2 separate regions of the Homo sapiens genome follow, and region 2 is linked to region 1. The links are chromatin loops, found by intact Hi-C in ENCODE. Cell type or tissue: IMR-90. All regions are shown on one strand. Region 1 overlaps CADM1 (cell adhesion molecule 1). Region 2 overlaps CADM1 (cell adhesion molecule 1).

Region 1 (2,500 bases):
TTTCATATCCCGTAAATACTATATTTGCCATTCATGTTTGATTGAAAAAAATCCAGGTATAAATGGACCCACGCAGTTCAAACACATGTTGTTCAAGGGTCAAATATATCTCATTCAGGCCTCCCAACAGTCCCAAAAAGCTAAGTCCCATTATGCCCCCAGTTTGACAGATGGGAAAACAGGCTGAGAGTGGGCATGGAGCTTGCAGAAAGTCAGAGACACCTCAGTGAGGAAAACTCTCTTTTTCATGTTATCATTTTTATCATTTTAGACCAATATACATGGTATCTGTATGTTTTCTTGATTTTTAAGAAAACTAAGATTAATCAGATGAGCAGTGATGGGCAACAAAAAGATTCCCTATATCCAGAAATCACCAATACCAACTTATTTGTCCAAACTTTAAAGGAATGTCATCAGATTAGTTTTCACCTATCGGCACAAGGATAAGATTTTCCTACTCAATGTATTTAATATGTTTCTTCATCTTTTAATTTGTTCATCAACTATTTAGTGACTAGGAGTTCCATGAACATGAATACAACACATTCCCGTCCTACAAGAAGCTCACAGTCTGGTACAGAAGAGAGAAATGTAAACAGAGTATTACAGAACAATGTGACAGTGTAGTGACAGCCATAGGAGCTGCTATAATAAGTGAGCCGGGAAAGGTGGCAATTGGTTAACTACCAGAAAAAGAATGATTAGTTTCTTGCTCCAATGCCGCTTTATTTAAATTTCAGGGACTCTATTTTTGGATAACTCAATTTAACATGCCCTAGACATTAAGCACATTCACAAGACAGTTAAAACAGACTAATATCACCACTAGAGAGGTGTGTTTTCTCTCCATCACCTCTAGCAAGCAATTCTACACTGAAGCATCTCATGTTTTGATTACCGGAGGGTAGGATGCTAAATAAATACACTGCTGGAATGTACTAATCCATTAGTAGTAGCCTCAATATAGCTGAAATCACAGGACTTATAGTAAATCATACTCAGGAAAAACACCTACTTCTACTTCATGCCGTATCAATATTAGAGCAACAAGATATATCAAGGAAGAGTATATTTAAAATAAAATTACATTCTACATAAAACAAAGAGCTTAGAACACACTTGATTGATTTCTTGTCCCCACCTTACCAAAAATAAAACTCCAGGTGATTTGTATTGGCACAAAACCAAAATTAAGTGTCTAGTTGTGCTAACACCTAAAACATCAGATGACTAATAATCTAAATCCTACCTTAAAAATAGAATATATTGCATAGCAAGAACTCTGACAACCCTTTGTTTGTGGGAACGTAGCAGAAGAGACTAAAGCCAGTCTAACCACAGGTTAAAATGTCCAAAGATTTTGATATATTTCACCCTAAAGCAGCCAAGAGATGGCTGGGAGTATAATTTCTCTAAACAATGTGAGCAGAAAATCAGACAATGTTTCTAAAATCTAATCAAAGCAGAGGAAAGTATGCTGTAAATGATTTTTTAGATCCTTGGAGAAAAAAAAAACTAGAAAAGCAGCAAGCAATAATATTGGCAACAATTTCTCATGTCACCTCAAGAATTGCTTCTAAACAAAGATCCTGAAGGGAAACCTAATTTTACATTAGGCAGTGACCATCAGCATATACTATATAATAATATTTGCAGACAACAGTGATTATGCCTTCTGGGTTTTCCTATACAGTGAATGACTAGCATACCAGTAGTACATACAATATCTTCCCAAATGAAGAAGAAATCACAAATCTACAAAAATGTCCCTATTCTACCATGTGTCCCAGACATAAAAAAGTGGAAGGAAATGAAGCAACCATTCAAATGTTAATTTATCACTTCAAAGGGTAAAAATATGTCTGTGCAAACTACTGAGTCCTTGACATTAACCAGAAGAAGGTAAGCTGAATGCTCTGCCAGTTAGTACAATTTATAAATAGCTTGGACCCAAAGAAACCTAAAGGGGGGAAATTATCATAGATAGTACTAGATATTATTTAAAGTCTAAGATCAACTAGCTTTACAATATAAAGCTGCTGGACAGCTAACTGACTGGGAAAAACCTAAGGTCCAAGAGACTGCTAACTGTCCACTAAATCCATTTTCCTCTTCTTCCATGCAGCCTGGCACAAGGCTGGCCTGCTCCTCTGCATTTCCTGGTCTTCCCTGAAGCGGGGTCAGCCAGGCGACTAAGTTCTTTTCCATGTGGGCAGAATTGATGTGTGCCATTTCCAGCCTAGTGCCTGAGGTTGCTCCTCCTGTACTTTCTCCTTCCTCCTTCTGGGAAGCTGAAACAGTAACACCAGAGTGCCTCCAGAGTGACATGCAAAAGGTGGCAGAGCTGCCATTAACTTAGGTCACTGAACAACTAGATGAAGCCAACCCATCCATAGATCTGGACCACCCACCCTAGACTAGTGAGTGAAGGTAAGAAAATTTCCAAACATTCAAGCTATTGTAAATGTGAAGCTCTCTATCCTCACTAACACAATCC
Region 2 (2,500 bases), 120 kb before region 1:
AAGTAGGCGATGGTCTCTCTCTTACCTAAGCAGCATACATCTGATCACTTGGCCATATTATGGAAACTCTTACTTCCACCACCAGCCATGAGTTCAGACGCCCCCGGGAGTTTTAATCTAAAAACTCAGTCATCCTGTTCTTCCTGCTTTGTCAGCTTTTGTGGAGAGTTTTCCCTTCTTCCCATTAGCAGAAATTTGGTTCACGCCGTTAGACAGTAGCACATTGTTTCCAAACTGCATATCAAGGCTGAAACACAATCTTCAGGTCCTGCAGCCATTCGTAAACCTCTTGAGCTTTGCTCTTGTGTAGAACGTACAATGTCTGCAGAGTCCCGTGACTGAATGACAGCCTTTGAATGCCATTGTTATGTGCTCATACAGAGAGATGTACATAGAGGCACATACACAGATGGTGGACATAGCGGTTGTAGTAATGCGCACTGCTGGCTATGTTTCTTTAAAATGGGCTTAAGAATTTCCCCACAACTGAATATAAAGTATAATAAGAAAATTGTACGTGCTTTTAGAATTTGACCATGGTTTGCATTATTTATAAACGAGTCAGGAAAAGGAAGAGCTACAGGGGCAGTTTTCTAAGGGCTGTGCTCGTAGGGTACGAGCATGTAGCTAGCACAGGCCAAACATTCTGAAACCAAAACTGAAAATGAGAAATTATTCTTCAGAGGGGTTTCCAGTTTGCGTCTTACCACAATTGCATACTGAATTAAGAACAATTTAAAAACTCATTGGGGATATGAAAATTCATGAGATCATCAGCCTCTACTGTATTAAGAGGTGAAAAAGCAAGAGGACAGGTAGACTTGAAAATAATAAAATGGAGAGGGGAGAGAAGGGGCACAGAGAGAAAGAGAGAGAGACGGAGACAGAGAGACCTCAAACCCAGAGGAAGCCAGCTGACTGCAGTGCAGCAAAAGCACAAGCACTATTCCAGACCATGGGCATGCTGTCACCCGACCCCTCACATTGGGGAGGAGGGTGGGGAAGGGGAGAGGGGACACACAGGGCAGAAGGAACAAGGCACAAGACACAGAAGCGCCCACATATGAACAAACGAAAACCATCACACGCACCCACACATCAAGAACATAATGACTACACCATCCGTGCGTTAAATCACTCATGCATTTCTCAGACCATGTGGTATCAGGATTTGGCAGAGTGTTTTTTGCATTGCTCAACATGCACACATAACACAGGATTCTTCCTGTCCAGGCCTTAAGGATGAGCTCCAAAAACACAAATGCTCAAGATCCTTATTCAAAGAAGATCCCTTGTGTCAGCCTAGTCTAAAAATCCCATTCTTAACACTCACATTTATCTTTACTATCAGTTAAATCCTTAAAAGCACATTGTGGCTGATTGTTGTTTGGCTTTCTTTTTGGAGAAAATCCACTTGATTTTGAATCATGCCCATGCACTTCTAACCTTCCAATACATGCTTATTCCAATCAGATATTGGTAAGAACAAATGGTCAACATACATAAACAACTGGTATAAACTTCATACATACTCTAGCAAAACAAGCTTGAATAAAATATTTTAATGAGTCTTCAAAGGGAAAGCTTTAAAAATTTTTATTTTTTCTTTTCCTTTTTATAAAAACACAGAAATATAGAAGGAAATCCAGTATGAAAACTTTTAAGACCAAATAAGATGCCCATAGCTGATTGACTTAATGTCTTGTCATTTAAGTTGCTAAGTTATCAAACCTTTCAACATTTCTAGGCCCAGATCACCACAACAAACATCTCGAGATTATTCTCAAATGAATCTAAGTCAAATGGTTGCTGTAATGAAGAAGTTGGGTTTTCAGCTACAATTCATTAGAATAAAATCAGTTCTGTATCATCATCTCTTTGGAAATCTCAGATGTTGCTTTGTAATTTCCACCACGTTCTATTACCTTTTCTATCCTGACAACTGACCTGGAAGTTTTTCCCCGACATCAAGCAAAATTTTAGATATTATCTGGCTTTCATTACAGCTTCTTTGCTGTGGGTTAAAGAGTATGCTCTTTAAAACAGTGGCTGGAGCCCTTTGTGAAGATGCTACGAGGATTTTGGACAAGGTAAAGAATGTATTTATAAGTGTATTATACAGGGATCAGCCTAGATTATCTATCACTTTTCTATCCCTCTGCCATTAAGAAGTCAAATTCCAAGTATATATATACAAAATACAATAAATCCCTTGGCTCTAGGTGTATTCTTCATGCACTGCTAGTCAATAACATCCTACTGAGGTTTCACCAACTTGAACATCGTCTCCAAACTAATAGGAAGGCAGTTGCTTCTCACAGTACACAAACACCTCTATTACCTGCCACAGAAATGCTATAAAGTCCCATTCCAAGTGTCTCTTCCTTATACCACAAAAAGAGATCACCTTCTCTTTCTCTCTCTCCAGGGAAAGACCCGATTAAAACTAGTACTCTAAAATCAGGATCAGCCTGTAAGTTAACTTCTTATTTTTCAGATT

What was found. Peaks named below come from ENCODE experiments on the same cell type or tissue, not always from the same donor. Only the 100,000 strongest peaks of a DNase experiment are listed, where the experiment ranks them.
Region 2: it touches region 1 in a loop (2.5-fold over the local background); 1 of 110 quality-filtered maps calls a loop at or near these places.

What each region holds. Positions count from the first base shown.
Region 1 is chr11:115,311,506-115,314,005 of GRCh38, forward strand. The region is part of intron 1 of CADM1 (cell adhesion molecule 1); the gene reads right to left. Among named protein-coding and RNA genes, the nearest start is that of CADM1-AS1, 84 kb to the right of the region's middle. In IMR-90, no CTCF peak of the experiment used is centred here; no DNase peak of the experiment used is centred here.
Region 2 is chr11:115,193,813-115,196,312 of GRCh38, forward strand. All of the region lies in intron 9 of CADM1 (cell adhesion molecule 1), which reads right to left. Among named protein-coding and RNA genes, the nearest start is that of CADM1-AS1, 200 kb to the right of the region's middle. In IMR-90, no CTCF peak of the experiment used is centred here; a DNase peak (open chromatin) is centred at 1,169.